Linked DNA regions of Homo sapiens: region 2 is linked to region 1. A link is an interaction called in ENCODE POLR2A ChIA-PET data of the cell type or tissue named here. Cell type or tissue: Caco-2. All regions are shown on one strand. Each heading gives the region's core, and the rest is flanking DNA. Links, peaks and the distances in the headings are about the cores only.

The links. Peaks named below come from ENCODE experiments on the same cell type or tissue, not always from the same donor. Only the 100,000 strongest peaks of a DNase experiment are listed, where the experiment ranks them.
Region 2: POLR2A ChIA-PET joins it to region 1 with 13 read pairs; 6 of 35 experiments call an interaction of 5 or more read pairs at or near these places.

Annotation. Positions count from the first base shown.
Region 1 is chr7:75,901,034-75,909,359 of GRCh38, forward strand. No RefSeq gene overlaps it. Among named protein-coding and RNA genes, the nearest start is that of POR, 10 kb to the right of the region's middle. RefSeq lists an enhancer at 5,306-5,876. In Caco-2, for the core only: no CTCF peak of the experiment used is centred there; DNase peaks (open chromatin) are centred at 5,068 and 6,308.
Region 2 is chr7:75,819,050-75,827,375 of GRCh38, forward strand. It overlaps a transcript of CCL24 not described here. Among named protein-coding and RNA genes, the nearest start is that of CCL24, 9.4 kb to the left of the region's middle. RefSeq lists an enhancer at 4,522-5,022. In Caco-2, for the core only: no CTCF peak of the experiment used is centred there; no DNase peak of the experiment used is centred there; H3K27me3 peaks cover 150 bases.

The DNA of each region.
Region 1 (8,326 bases), core at 147-8,146:
ACTAGCTACACACCCCCAACAGCAAAAGCAAAGTGATTCTCTTAGGCCCCAAGAGCTTGAGAGCTGCCTCTGGGATAAAAAGTCTCTTCTGGCTGGGTGCCATCTCGGGATGACATCTCGGGAGGCTGAGGCAAGTGGATCACCTGAGGTCAGGAGTTCGAGGCCAGCCTGGCAAACATGGTGAAACCCTGTCTCTACTAAAAAAAAAAAAAAAGAAAAGAAAAAAAACCCAAAAAATTAGCCAGGCGTGGTGGTGGGCACCTGTAATCCCAGCTACTTGGGAGGCTGAGGCAGGAGAAATGCTTGAACTGTGGGGGCAGAGGTTGCAGTGAGCTGAGATCCTGCCACTGCACTCCAGCCTGGGTGAAAGAGCAAGACTCTATTTCAGAAAAAAAAAAACAAATAGTCTCTCTGAATCCATATTATGTTGTGCTGAACCTATATTAGCTCCAGTGGGGATGGCACCAGGTTCAAGAGGCTGAAGAACAGCCCCAGAGCCAGCAGATGAGACATGGGGTTTTACTGGGGGCTTCCATGTGGCAACAGAGTCCAATGGCAGTGGGCTGCACAGGGGACTGCAACCCTGCAACTGCTTGCAAAAAGCATGCACTGTAGATAGCATTTTAAAATTAATTATTAATTTTTTTATTTTTTGAGACAGAGTCTTGCTCTGTCGCCCAGGCTGGAGTGCAGTGGTGCGATCTTGGCTCATTATAACCTCCGCCTCATGGTTCAAGCGATTCTCCTGCCTCAGCCTCCTTAGTAGTTGGGATTACAGGCACCCACCACCACGCCCGGCTAATCTTTTGTATTTTTGGTAGAGATGAGGTTTCACCATATTGGCCAGGCTGGTCTCGAACTCCTGACCTCAGGTGATCTGCCCACCTTGGCCTCCCAAAGTTCTGGGATTACAGGCGTGAACCACCACATCTAGCTCACTGCATTATCTTTTGATAGAGAGCAAATCCTCTGGCCAGCTGGGCTCACTGATTCTCCCAGCAGGCTTTTTTGGAGATCGTCCACATGCAGTGTTAAGCTGGAATGCCCATCTCTCTCCCCTTGTCTTAGTTACTGTCCATCAACCTACCCTTTCCTCCTATACCCAGACTCCAAAAATTCATCTTTTTTTTTTTTTTAAGAAATAGGGCCTTGCTCTGTCACCCAGGCTGGAGTGCAGTGGTGTTATCATAGCCCACTGCAGCTTCAACCTCCTGGTCTCAAGCAATCCTCCCACCTCAGCCTCCTGAATAGCTGGGACTACAGGCATGTGCCACCAAGCCCAGCTAATTAAAAAAAAAAAAAAAGTTTTGTACACACGGGGTCTCGCTATGTTGCCCAGGCTGGTCTTGAACTCCTGACCTCAAGTGATCCTCCCACCTCTGCCTCCCAAAGTGTTGGGATTGCAGGCATGAGCCACTGTGCCTGGCCTTTAAATTTTTTTTTTTTTTAATTATCTGTAGAGATGGGAATCTGCCTTGTTGCCCAAGCTGGTCTCGAACTCCTGGCCTCAAGCGATCCTCCCTCATCATCCTCCCAAAGTGCTAGGATTACAGGCACAGCCATTGCACCTGGCCTACCTGCTTTGTCTACCTGCAGAGGAGAGGTGGTAGATTCAGGGGAAATGAATAGCATAGATATTCCTCCTTCCTCTCATACTTTAAAAATCCATAGATATCCCTCCTTTCTCTCTTACTTTAAAAATCCTGTGGCCAGGCACTGTGGCTCACTCCTGTAATCCCAGCACTTTGGGAGGCCAAAGTGGGCAGATCACCTGAGGTCAGGAGTTCGAGACCGGTTTGGCCAACATGCAGAAACCCCATCTCTCCTGAAAATATAAAAATTAGCCAGCTATGATGGCACACGCCTGTAACGTAGCTACTCAGGAGGCTGAGGCAGGAGAATCACTTGAACCTGGGAGGCAGAAGTTGCAGCAAGCTGAGATCTCGCCACTACACTCTAGCCTGGGCAACAGAGTGAGACTCCATCTCAAAAATAAATAAAATAATCCTGTAATCTCTGTTACAGGGGATTAGACACGTGTTATAAAATGTGGATTTACCTGAGGATATATTTCAGCTCACTCAAAGGGAAACCTAAACCAGTTGGAGATTTCATAAGCTGATGCGCTGCCTGAATAGGTCCGCAGCTCCTAGTCACGGGGCATGTGCAAAAACAGTCTGGAAGTTATTAGTTGCTGAAGAGGAGATTCCAAACTGTGGAAAGGGGCTGGGCACGGTGGCTCACACCTGTAATCCCAGCACTTTGGGAAGCTGAGGTGGGCGGATCACCTGAGGTCAGGATTTCAAGACCAACCTGGCTAACATGGCAAAACTCCGTCTCTACTAAAAATATAAAAATTAGCCGGGCACAGTGGCATGCGCCTATAATCCCAGCTACTCAGAAGACTGAGGCAGGAGAATTACTTGATCCTGGGAGGCAGAGGTTGCCGTGATCTGAGATTGCGCCACTGCACTCCAGCCTGGGCAACAGAGCAAAACTCTGTCTCAAAAAAAAAAAAAAAAATGTGGGAAGGAGTGGGGAGTTCAGGCATATGTTGTATGAGATGGGACCCTGAGGGCCGGGCGCGGTGGCTCAAGCCTGTAATCCCAGCACTTTGGGAGGCCGAGGCAAGTGGATCACGAGGTCAGGAGATCGAGACCATCCTGGCCAACACGGTGAAACCCCGTCCCTACTAAAAAATACAAAAAATTAGCCAGGCGTGGTGGCGGGCGCCTGTAGTCCCAGCAACTCGGGAGGCTGAGGCAGGAGAATGGCGTGAACCCAGGAGGTGGAGCTTGCAGTGAGCCGAGACAGCGCCACTGCACTCCAGCCTGGGCAACAGAGCAAGACTCCTCAAAAAAAAAAAAAAAAAAAAAAAGAGATGGGACCCTGAGAGTCTGTGGGGGAGGAAGTATGGAAAGAGATTAACCTGGCGTGTCAGTGAGATCTCAAGACTAGGATTTAGGCCAGGCACGGTGGCTTATGCCTGTAATCACAGCACTTTGGGAGGACGAGACAGGAGGATCACTTAAGCCCTAGACTTCGGACTTCGATACCAGCCTCAGCAACAGAGCAAGACCTAGTCTCTACAGAAAATAAAAAACTTAGCCAGGTGTGGTAGTGTGCACCTGTAGTCCCAGCCACTCGTAAGGCTGAGGCAGGAGGATCACTTGAGCCCAGGAGTTCAAGACCAGCCTGGGCAACATAGTGAGATGCTGTCTTTACAAAAAAATTAGCTGACCAAGGTGATGTGAGCCTGTAGTCCCAGCTACTCAGGAGGCTGAAGTGGGAGGATTTGCTTAAGCCCAGGAGATCGAGGCTGCAGTGAGCTATGATTGCACCACTGCACTTCAGCCTGGGTGACAGTGCAAGAGCCTGTCTTGAGGAGGGAAAAAAAAAGAAGGAAAAGAGGCTGGGCGCGGTGGCTTGCGCCTGTAATCCCAGCACTTTGGGAAGCCAAGGCGGGAGGATCACGAAGTCAGGAGATCGGGCCATCCTGGCTAACACGGTGAAACCCTGTCTCTACTAAAAATAAATTAGCTGAGCGTGGTGGCAGGCGCCTGTAGTCCCAGCTACTCAGGAGGCTGAGGCAGGAGAATGGCGTGAACCCAGGAGGCAGAGCTTGCAGTGAGCGGAGATCACGCCACTGCACCGCAGCCTGGGCAACAGAGCGAGACTCCGTCTCAAAAAAAAAAAAAAAAAAGAAGGAAAAGAAAAGAACAGATTTGTGGTTCTCAATCTTCAGCCTGTATCAGCATCACCTGGAGGGCTTGTTCAGCCACAGATGGCAGGGCCCCACCCCCAGAGTTTCTGATTCAATCAATTTGGGAAGTGGCCTGAAATTTGGCATTCCTTTTTCTCTCTCCTTCCCGCCCTCTCTCCTTTCGTTTTTTTTTTTCTTTCTCTGTCGCCCAGGCTGAAGTACAGTGGCGTGATCTCCGCTCGCTACAACCTCCGCTTCCCAGGTTCAAGCGATTCTCCTGCCTCTGCCTCCCAAGTAGCTGGGATTACAGGTGCCTGCCACCACGCCCAACTAATTCTTTTGTATTTTTAGTAGAGATGAGGTTTCACCGTGTTAGCCAGGATGGTCTCAATCTACTGACCTCGTGATCCACCCGCCTTGGCCTCCCAAAGTGCTGGGACTATAGGCATGAGCCACAACCCCTGTTTTTGTTTATTTCTTTCTTTTTTTGAGACAGGGTCTTGCTCTGTCACCCAGGCTGGAGTACAGTGACACAGTCATAGTTCACTGCAGCTTCAACCTTCCAGGCTCAAGCAATCCTTTCATCTCAAGCTCCTGAGTAGCTGGGACCACAGGCGCACGCCATCTTGCCTGGCCAATTTTTTATAGAGATGGGGTCTCGCTGTGTTCTCCAGGCTGGTCTCAAACTCCTGCCTCACAAAGTGCTGGGATTACAGGCTTGAGCCACTGCACCAGGCCTTAATTTGACATTTCTTTTCTTTTTCTTTTTTTTTTTTTTTTGAGACAGAGTCTCGCTCTGTTGCCCAGGCTGGAGTGCAGTGGCATGATCTCAGCTCACTGCAACCTCTGCCTCCTGGGTTCAAGCGATTCTCCTGCCTGAGCCTCCCGAGTTAACTGGGACTACAGGCATGCTCCACGATGCCAGACAATTTTTGTATTTTTAGTAGAGATGTGGGGGGTTTCACCATATTGGCCAGGCTGGTCTCGAACTCCTGACCTCAAGTGATCCACCTGCCTTGGCTTCCCAAAGTGCTGGGATTACGGGCTTGAGCCACCATGCCTGGCCTAATTTGACATTTCTAACAAGTTCCCAGGTGAGGCTGCTGCTCCTGGTTTGAGAATCACTGAACTAAACCAGTACTGGCTGGGATGTGAGTCAGCCTGGAGACTCCCAGCCCCTGGAGGCCAGGGATCAGCTCTCATCAACTTCCATTTCTGCTAAGTGACTGCTCAGAGGCACAGGCAGGTGTCCTCCACAGCACTGTCTGAACAGTTCGTGGAAGCCAGGCAGGCTTCTCTTCATCGGCCCTTGCACAATGGTGCTGGTTGCTTTGGCAACAGCCAGCAGCAGCCAAGCAATTTTGAGCACAGAATCCTGGGGCTTGTGTCATACTGGGGAGACAGGGCAAAGGTTCTGGCCCATTGGCATGTGAACGCGAATGGGGAGGAAGAGGGGGAGAAAGGGCGTGGCTTCCGAGGCCCCCTCTCACCCGAACACCCTCTCATTTCCCCAGAAGCTTGCTCTGGCTCCCGCATGCAAACCCAGAAGAGCTGAAACTTTGATTGCGTAACAGAGGGGAACAAAGGATGGAGTGAAACTGGGGCGGGTATGCGGGCAGTAGGAAGGAGAAAGAAGCCATCCTGGGCTCTGAGAACCGCTGGGTGCACCAGGCCATGTCACACACACAGCAACTCATTTAATCCTCACGCAACTGCCTGGGTCCGTGTGCCCAGGACCCATCCATGGCCACACAGCTAGCCGGAAACCTGATCTGCTGTAGCTAAAGGCCATGTTTGCTTTCTCAGTTCAGGGCCGCCTCTTTGAAATGCCTCTTTGGCCGTGTTAGGAAGACCCAGGGGTTTGGGGCAGCAAGGAGGCAGGAAGAAGGTCTGGGGGAGTTATTTGGACAATGAAGAGAGCCAGGCGGGTCAACCATCCTCTTGGCTTTGCACTTGACAGCAACCGCCTCCCTCCTGTTTCTCATTTTCTTTTATTATTAAATGCTCTAATTTTCTTTTATTATTATTGTTTTTTAAACATAGAGATGGGGTTGGCCGAGCACAGTGGCTCACGCCTGTAATCCTAACACTTTGGGAGGCCGAGGTGGGTGGATCACAAGGTCAGGAGTTCAAGACCAGCCTGGCCAACATCGTGAAACCCCGTCTCTACTAAAAATACAAAAAAATTAGCCAGGCATGGTGGCACGCACCTGTAATCCTAGCTACTTTGGAGGCTGAGGCAGGCAGGAGAATCGCTTGAACCCAGGAGGCAGAGGTTGCAGTGAGCCAAGGTCGCACCACTGTACTCCAGCCTGGGCAACAGAGCGAGACTCGGTCTCAAAGAAAAAAAAAAAAAGATACTTGGCCAAGGCCATGCACTTGGTTCCGTCTAATTGGAATTTGTCCCCTGATCTCCAGAGAGAGATTCTGCGCTTCTACACTTTGGTGATGTTCTCATCCCTGACCCTGTAGGGTTATCTCAACCCAGGAAATCTGCAAACTCACTTGCCTTGCACCCTCATGGACGCCTCTCAAGGGGAATAAACCATCCTGTCCAAAGGTCATGGTGTGATACTGGAGACACATGAGACACGGTGTCAGAGGCCGCTGTGACATTTGGAGTTCTGGGAAAGTGGGAGCACCTCCTCTAAGGATCAACCACACCCCTCTAGCATCTATGGTGGAAGCCAATCCAGCTTCTCTCAGTGCCAAGCTAATCTGGGATCCACTTTTTCTTTTTTTCTTTTCTTTTTTTTTTTTTTTTCAGAGACAGAGTTTGGCTCTGTTGTGTAACACGGTTAAACTTTGGCCATGTTAGGAGGACCTAGGGGTGTGGGGCAGCAAGGAGACCGGAAGAAGGTCTGGGGAAGTTATTTGGACAATGAAGAGAGCCAGGTGGGTCAACAATTCTCTGTGCTTTGCACTTGACAGCAACCGCCACCCCCCCTCCTGTTTCTCTGCTCTCATTTTATCTTTTATTTTTATTTTTTTAAAACATAAAGATGGGGTTGGCCGAGAGCTCTGTTGCCCAGGCTGGAGTGCAGTGGCACAATCACAGTTCACTGTAGCCTCAGCCTCCAGGCTCAAGCGATCCTCCCACCTCAGCCTCCTGAGTAGCTGGGACTACAGGCACGCGCCACCACACCTGGCTAATTTTTTATTTTTTGTAGAGGCGGGGCCTTGCTATGATGCCCAGTTTGGTTTCAAACTTCTGGCTTCAAACAATCCCCGCCTCAGTCTCCCAAAGTGCTAGGATTACACGTGTGAGCCACCATGCCCGGCTCCACTGCTTTTATTTTATTTTATTTATTTTATGTTTGAGATGGAGTCTCACTCTGTTGCCCAGGCTGGAGTGCAGTGGCGCGATCTCAGCTGACTGCAACCTCCGCCTCCTGGGGTGAAGCGATTCTCCTGCCTCAGCCTCCCAAGTAGCTGGGATTATAGGCGCCTGCCACCACGCCTGGCTAATTTTTGTATTTGTTTAGTAGAGACAGGGTTTTGCCATGTTGGCCAAGCTGGTCTCGAACTCCTGACCTCAGGTGATATGCCCACCTCTGCCTCCCAAAGTGCTGGGATTACAGGCATGAACCACCATGCCGAGCCTGGCTAATTTTTTTTTTTTTTGAGACAGAGTCTCGCTCTGTAGCCCAGGCTGGAGTGCAGTGGCAATCTTGGCTCACTGCAAGCTCTGCCTCCCGGGTTCATGCCATTCTCTTGCCTCAGCCTCCCGAGTAGCTGGGACTACAAGTGCCTGACACCAAGCCCGGCTAATTTTTTTGTATTTTTAGTAGAGACAGGGTTTCACTGTGTTAGCCAGGATGGTCTCAATCTCCTGACCTCAAGTGATCCTCCCGCCTCGGCCTCCCAAAGTGCTGGGATTACAGGCATGAGCCACCGTGCCTGGCCCAGCCTGGCTAATTTTTAAAAAAATTTTTTGTAGAGATAGGGTCTTGCTGTGTTGCCCAGGCTGGTCTTGAACTCCTGGCCTCAAGCCATCCTCCCACCTCGGTCTCCCAAAGTGTTGGGAGCCACCTTACCTGGCCAGAAAACATATTTAGAATATAGATGTTATCAAGCTCAATAATGAAAATGTAGAGGTTCAGACGGCTAAAGTTTTAGAGGGACAGAGCAAAGGGAAAGGGAAGCTTCATCGTACAATATTAAGAGATACTGTTCATGGATCAAAAAACAAAGGCCCCAGGCTACTACTTAAATTATAAAAGTGATTAACAGAGGAATTAAATTAGGTGTATAAATAATATTGGAAGGGTGTGGGCAGCAGAGGTGAGCTGTGGTTTAAATGGCCTAACTCACATCAGTGGGACTCCAGAGGTAACATCTAAAATATCAGGCAGAGGGCTGGACATGGTGGCTCATGCCTGTAATCCCAGTGCTATGGGAGGCTGAGGCAGGAGGATTGCTTGAGCCCAGGAGTTTGAGACCAGCCTGGGCATCATAGTGAGAACCTGTCTCTTTATTTATTTATTTATTTATTTATTTGAGATGGATTCTCTCTATATATCCCAGGCTGGAGTGCAGTGGCGTGATCTCGGCTCACTGCAACCTCCGCCTCCTGGGTTCAAGGGATTCTCCTGCCTCAGCCTCCCAAGTAGCTGGGATTAC
Region 2 (8,326 bases), core at 238-8,237, 82 kb before region 1:
CCTGAGGTCGGGAGTTTGGGACCAGCCTGACCAACATAGAGAAACCCCATCTCTACTAAAAATACAAAACCAGCTGGGCGTGGTGGCACATGACTGTAATCCCAGCTGCTCGGGAGGCTGAGGCACAAGAATCTCTTGAACCTGGGAGGCAGAGGTTGTGGTAAGTGGAGATCGCACCATTGCACGCCAGACTGGGCAACAAGAGTGAAACTCCGTCTCAAAAAAAAAAAAAAAAAAAAAAAAAAAAAAAAAAAATATATATATATATATATATATATATATATATATTCATAGGCTGGGCGATGTGGCTCACATCTGTAATCCCAGTACTTTGGGAGGCTGAGGCAGGAGGATTGCTTGAGCTCAGGTGTTCGAGACCAGCCTAGGCAACATAGTGAAACCTCAACTCTACAAAATATAAACGAAAAATTAGCCAGACACTGGGGTGCATGCCTGTAGTCCCAGCTATTTGGGAGACTGAAGCAGGAGGATCGCTTGAACCCAGGAGTTCAAGACTAGCCTGGGTAACATAACATATCCCCATCTCTCAATAAATAAATAAAAGAAGGGGGCTGTCATCTCTGAAGATAAATGACTTTAAATACCTGAGGAAGGGTCCCAGAAAGGGGGCACTGGATCTGATGGCCCTAATTAGGGTAAAAGTAGACCACACACACACACAAAGAAAGAAAGAAAAAAAATCCTGTGTCTTCTTACTAAGGTCTGAACTGAATTTTAGGTCAAACCATAGGCCCAAGATGGGCAGCTATGGTGTAGTGACATATTTTAGTCCCTGACCTGCTAAAAACTGGCTGTATGAGCCTGGGCAACTTGCTCACTCCTCCCAAGCTTTGATTTCCTCATCTATGAAATGGTGGGGGCGGGGAGGATGAGGCCACTTTTTACCCATGATCTCATGTGATTCTAGAATCCTAGAAAGTTACGGATGTAAGGGCTTTTAGTAAACTACTTCTTCTTCTTCTTCTTCTTCTTCTTCTTCTTCTTCTTCTTCTTCTTCTTCTTCTTCTTCTTCTTCTTCCTCTTCTTCTTCTTCTTCCTTCTTCTTCTTCTTCTTCTTCTTCTCCTCCTCCTCCTCCTCCTCCTTCTCCTTCTCCTTCTCCTTCTCCTTCTCCTTCTCCTTCTCCTTCTTTTTTTGAGATGGAATCTTGCTTTGTCGTCCAGGCAACAGCACAATCTCGGCTCACTGCAACCTCCAACTCCCTGGTTCAGGCAATTCTCCTGCCTCTGCCTCCCGAGTAGCTGGGATTACAGGCGCACGCCACCACACCCAGCTAATTTTTTTGTACTTTTAGTGGAGGCGGGGTTCCACCATGTTGGCCAGACTGGTCTCGAACTCCTGGCCTCAGGTGATCTGCCAGCCTTGGCCTCCCAAAGTGCTGGGATAACAGGCATGAGCCACCTCGCCTGGCAGTGCACATGCAAGTCTTCACCATCTAGCAGGAACCAGACCCTTAAGCTAGAGGAACTCAGCCCCAAGGGAGGTGTTTCAGGTATCCATCCATCCACCTACCCATTAATTCATCTACTCACTCATCCATCCATCCATCCATCCACCCACCCACCCACCCATCTACCCACTCATCCACCCATCTATCCATCATCCATCCATCCATCCACTTATTCATCCATCCACCCTTCATCCATCTACCCATCCACCCATCCACCTACCCACCCATGCATCCACCCCTCCACCCATCCATCCATTCACCCACCCATCTACTCATCTATCCATCCATCCATTCACTAATCCATCCATCCATCCATCCATCCATCCATCCCTCCACCCATCTATCTATCCATCCACTCATCTATCCATCCATCCATTCATTAATCCATCCATCTATCCATCAATTCATCCATCCATCCATCCATCCATCCATCCATCCATCCATCCCTCATCGAACCCTGCTATATACCAGGTGCCCCATCCCAGGCATACCAAGAAAAACTATATACAGGTGTTGCCTTGGGGAACTCTCACACTAGCCTTGAGAGACAGAGGCAATTATGACACAGGTGATAAGTGTCCAGATGGAGGAGGTCTACCGAGGCCACAGTGGAGAGCAGAAGTCATAGAAAACTTCCTGAAGGAGGTGCCCCTTGTGCTGAGTTAGGCTGACCAAGGGGAGTTGGGCTTGACAGGGAGGAAACTGGGCAGAGAAGGGTATTTCAAGCCCTGGAAGCCACAGAGATGAAGTCAAAGCAGAGGGGTGACTTGGCCAGGTTGGAGCCTTAAAGAAATCACTCTGGCTGCAGTAAGTCATGTGGCAGAACTGGTGGGAAGCCTGTGGTAGGGAATCTAGGATGGAGAGGTGGAGGAAGTTAGGATGGAAAAAAGAGGATGGATTTGAGGATTACTCAGGATTCCATTTGCTGAGCTCTGATGCCATATGGTTGAGGAAAAGGAAGGATTGTCTAGGATAACACTTGGGTTTCAAACTTGAGTGCATGTGTTGGGGGGACCATTCATGGATAAAAACAGTCTGCAGGGGCTGTGGGGCTTCCAGGGGTTCTGGTAGATGCCCGAGGCAGGCAGGGCAGGTAGGGAGAGGTCTGGATGTCCAATAAATTATCAGAACAAGGGAGGGGCTCAAGGCTGTAATCCCAACACTTTGGGAGGCCAAGGCGGGTGGATCACCTGAGGTCAGGAGTTTGAGACCAGCCTGATCAACATGGAGAAACCCCGTCTCTACTAAAAATACAAAAAATTAGCCGGGCGTAGTGGCGGGCGCCTGTAGTCCCAGCTACTTGGGAGGCTGAGGCAGGAGAATGGCGTGAACCCGGGAGGCGGAGCTTGCAGTGAGCCGAGATCCCGCCACTGCACTCCAGCCTGGGCGACAGAGCGAGACTCCGTCTCAAAAAAAAAAAAAAAGAAAACAAAATTAGCCAGGTGTGGTGGCACAAGCCTGTAATCCCAGCTACTCCGGAGGCTGAGGCAGGAGAATAGCTTAAACCCGGGAGGCAGAGATTGCGGTGAGCCAAGATCGCACCATTGCACTCTAGCCTGGGTGACAGAGCCAGACTCCATCTCAAAAAAAAAAGAAAAAAAATCAGAACAAGAAGAACCTTTGGAGTCTCACCTGTCCCGACACTTTGTGGCTGGGAACTGGAAGCCCAGGGAGATTAGACAGCCTCAACTGCCCCACCCAGCTCAAGACACAGTGTAGTACCATGGGGAGGGCATGGCCCTAGAGGTAGACACTCCTGGGTTTGAGCCTCGTCCCAACCATATGCTCACTTGGTGGCCCAGGCAAGGTGTTTAGCCTCTGTGAAGCTTAATTCATTTACTAAAAGATGGGTGTGTGACTGTGCACCTCCCAGGATGGTGGAGGGAGTAGGCCTCAAGCTTCAGTGAGGGACTCCATGAAACGCCACCAGACCAGCATCCCTTCAGCTGTTCCCCTAAAGCCCTACATGGCTCCTCTGAACTCATCTTATCCTCTTATTGTCCCCATGTCACCAGTAAGGAAACTGAGGTTCAGGCTGGGCATGGTGACTCACGCCTGTGATCCCAGCACTTTGGGTGGCCTAGGCGGTGGATCACCAGGGGTCAGTTCGAGACCAGCCTGGCCAACATGGTGAAACCCATCTCTACTAAAAATACAAAATTTAGCCAGGCGTGGTGGCAGGTGCCTGTAATCCCAGCTACTCAGGAGGTTGAGGCATGAGAATTGCTTGAATCCAGGAGGCGGAGGTTGCAGTGAGCCGAGATTGTGCCACTGCACTTCAGCCTGGGTGACAGAGCAAGACTCAATCTCCAAAAAGAAAAAAAAGAAAAGAAAACTGAGGTTTAGAGAGTTAAATGACTTGCTCAAGACTCCTAAGCCACGATGGGGCAGAACTCGTCCTACATCTTCCTGGGAAGGAACCTATGCCCTTGTCATGGTGCCAGGCAGCATGCTCCGCTGAGTGGCACCAATGCCACCACACCGAGTTCACTTTCCGAGCTGCTCTCCGATCCACCCCTTACTTTAGACTCTCACGGCCACCAGCTTTGCACAGCCTCCATCAATTCTTTCTTGCATTCTTGTCCCAGCCTCCTAAAGGAAGCGGGTAGACATCTGGGGTGTGATGCAGGGGGGAGAGGGCAGTGGGGTGCCAGGATGAATGGGCACTGTGGTGGGGAGTGCAAGGGGCTAGACTCAGGCATGCAGACTGGGGGTGTCACTGCTTCCTGGGATATCCTGCTTCCTCGATACCAAACACACACACACAAAGTCCCAGAATACTGGGCACAGGGGAGCCACTTACCCGGAGGTAACAGGGTGACAGCCTTGGTGCCAAGTGCAGAGCAGAAATGATTTCCTCTGACTCACCAGATCTGGGATGGCAGGAAGAATGGGACGAGAGGAGGGGCACCTGGGGAGGGAAGGGCGCCTCCCCTGCATCTCGCCTGGCTTGGCTGGGAAATTCAGGAGTCCAAGGTTTACAAGGACTTCTGAGAGGTTGGCTTTGTGGCAACAGGCAGGCCCTGATGGGGGCCCATGTGCAGGGTGGGTGGTGGTCCCCATCAGAAGAGCACAGTGAGCCCATTGTCAGACAGACTTCTGTCCACACGGACAGACTTCTGCCCTGGAAAGGGTGTGGTCCCAGACGGGGCTGGGGAGGAAAACAGGTGGCAGCTATGGAGTGCCTTACCCTTTCATCTCCAGATGGGAGGGCTTTCAACAGCTCAACAGGGACGGGAACAGGAGGCACATATAGCAGCTGAAGCCCAGGGCACTGCCAACCAGCCAGCCTAGCATGGATGGTAAACGGGGATGCTGCAGATCAAAGAGGCCAAGAGGATCTTTTTTTTCTTTTTTTCTGGTGGGGGGTGGGTGCAGAGGGAAGGGAGACAGAGTCTTGCTCTGTTGCCCAGGCTGGAGTGCAGTGGTGCAATCTCGGCTCACTGCAACCTCTGCCTCCCAGGTTCAAGCGATTCTCCTGCCTCAGCCTCCTGAGTAACTGGGATTACAGGCACCCACCATCATGCCCAGCTAATTTTTTGCATATTTACTAGAGATGGGGTTTCACCATGTTGGCCAGGGTGATCTCAAAACTCCCGACCACAGGTGATCCACCTGCCTTGGCCTCCCAAAGTGCTGGGATTACATGTGTGAGCCACCATGCCCAGCTGAGAGGATCTTTTTGTACATCTGTGTCACAGCTGCCTCTTAGATGTTAAAGGCCTAAGGAGAAGGAAGCAGGTAAAGCTGTCCAGAGACAGATCTGATCACCTTGGATGACAGTGAGAGCCCCACCAAGGGAGGTAAGCAAGCACCCTGTGGCAGATCTCCAGGTAGGAAATTGAAGTCTCAGATGAGGGAGCTCCATTCGGCCAAGGCATTCTGGGATCCAGTGAAGGACGTGTTTCAGACTTCATGTTATAAGATCTCAGAGTCCACTGGAAAAACCAACACAGAAATAATTAGAGCCCAAGTATAGTGGTTCATGCCTGTAATCTCAGCACTTTGGGAGGGTCACTTGAGCCCAGAAGTTCAAGGCCAGCCTGAGCAACATGGTAAGACCACGTCTCTACAAAAAATGTTTAAAATTAGCCAGGTGCACTCCTGACCCCAAGCGATCCGCCCGCCTTGGCCTCCCAAAGTGCTGAGATTACAAGTGTGAACCAGAGTACGAGACCAGCCTGGCCAACACGGTGAAACCCCATCTCTAATGAAAATACAAAAATTAGCCGGGTGTAGTGGTGGGCACCTGTAATCTCAGCTACTCAGGAGGCTGAGGCAGGATAATTGCTTGAACGCGGGAGGCAGAGGTTGCAGTGAGCTGGGATCGCACCACTGCACTCCAACCTGGGTGACAGAAAGAGACTCCATCTAAAAAATAAAAATAAAAAAATAAAAAATAACCAGGTGCAGGCACACATGTCTGTAGTCCCAGCTACTCAGGAGGCTGAGGTGGGAGGATCACTCAAGCCCAGGAGGTCGAGGCTGCAGTGAGCTATGATCACGCCACTGTACTCCAGCCTGGGAGACAGAGTGAGACTCTGTCTCAAAGGAATAACAATAATAATTACAATATAGCATAAGATTTAGGAATCAGACTCGTTGAGGACATACGTTTTGGAGGCGATTAGTCCTGGATTCCGATCCTGGCCCTACCCCAGCCTTGGCTTTGTCATTGGGAAATTGAGACAAGTCCTTGTCCCTCCTCTGGGTATCACAAAGAGTGACTGAATGACTGTCCCTCATGGTCCAGGCACAGCTCCCAGCCTACAGTAAATATGGATAAGGACCAGTTAGTAAGGGGTAATCATTGCTATTGCCAGGTAACTACCAGGTTGAAAGGGCTCTGCGTGGGGGATCTGAGAAGCTTCAGAACAGGACAGGTAGGAGTTCCCAGGTGGAAAAGGAAGCAGGGGGTTCCAGGCCAAGGGAAGACCAGGGGCAGGAGAGCCAGGTGAACAGTGGGATGTGGCTGAGTTTCTGGAAGGCAAAAGGAAGAGGTGGGCCGGGCATGGTGACTGGGATTTCAGGCGTGAGCCACCATGCCTGGCCTTAACTTCTTCCTTTCTGATTTGGATGCCTTTTATTTCTTTGTCCTGCCTAATTGCTCTGACAAGAGGAAGGGAAGGCGGCCAATAAGAGTCCATGACCAGGCCAGACATGATGGCTCACACCTGTAATCCCAGCACTTTGGGAGGCCGAAGTGGGCAGATCACCTGAGGTCAGGAGTTCGAGACCAGCCTGGCCAACATGGTGAAACCCCGTCTCTACTAAAAATAAAAAAAATTAGCCAGGTGTGATGGTGTGCACCTGTAATCCCAGCTACTGGGGAGGCTGAGGCAGGAGAATCACTTGAACCCAGGAGCTGGAGGTTGCAGTGAGCCGAGATAGTGCCACTGCGCTCCAGCCTGGGTAACAAAGCAAGACTCTGTCTCAAAAAATGAAAATAAAAAATAAAAAAAGGAAGAGGTAAGGTTGGGAGACTGGGGACAGGAGGCAGGAATATCTATCATGTGGTATCTCACATTCCTGCTCCAAATGCACTAGTTGTATCATTCCTTAAAAATCTTCCAGGGAAGGTACCATCACTTCCCTCCCAACTCCCTGCCATCCCCACCCCCAACACACACACACACACACACACACACACACACACACCCCTAATCAGGCCTCTCATTTTGTTGATTTTACCTATTTAACACCTCCCAGATCCACCTGTTCCTTTTTGGCCCGTTCCACTGCCTCCCCACTCACCTTTCTCCAATCTGTTCTGTGCACAGCTGCAAAACAAACGCCCCTCCTAAAATGCACACCAGCCTGGTCACCCCCTGCCTAAAACTTTTCACCAGTGCTCCATCACCAACACCCAAACTTCATCCACTCGCTCATAACCTTCATATATACGTATATATATATATGGATATATAATACTATGGAAAGTATTTAAAAATAAAAATATATATTATATATATATATATATTTTTTTTTTTACAATTTCTTCCCACCACCCAATTTATTGTACACTTAACGGTTTTGTCAAAATGGACTTCATCCAAAAATAGCCACAAAATCACAGATTTAGGGCCAGGCACGGTGTCTCACACCTGTAATCCCAGCACTTGGGGAGGCCAAGATGGGTGGATCACCTGAGGTGAGAAGTTCGAGATCAGCCTGGCCAACATGGTGAAACCTTCCTCTCTACTAAAAATACAAAAATTAGCTGGGCATGGTGGCAGGCGCATGTAGTCCCAGCTACTTGGGGGCCGAGGCAGGGGAATCGCTTGAAACAAGGAGGCAGAAGTTGCAGTGAGCCGAGACTGTGCTATGCACTCCAGCCTGGGTGACAGAGGGAGATGTCATCTCAAAAAAATAAATAAATAAAAAATCACAGATTTAGTGCACTAGCTGTGTTTTCCCCCATAACCATTAAAATAAACCCACAAGTATTAAAGGAAACCAGGCCAGTTCTGGTGGCTCACAGCTATAATCCCAGCACTTTGGGAGGCTGAGGTGGGAGAATCGCTTGAGCCCAGGAGTTTGAGATCAGCTTGGGCAACATAGTGAGATCCTATCTCTACCAAAAATTAAAAATTTGGTTGGGGCCAGGCACGGTGGCTCACGCCTGTAATCCCAGCACTTTGGGAGGCCAAGGCGGGCGGATCACCTGAGTTCAGGAGTTCAAGACCAGCCTGGCCAACATGGTGAAACCCCGTCTCTACTAAAAATGTGAAAAAAATTAGCCGGGCATGGTGGCACATGCCTGTAATCCCAGCTTCTTGGGATACTGAGGCAGGGGAATCGCTTGAACCTGGGAGGCAGAGATTGCAGTGAGTTGAGATTGCGCCATTGCACTCCAG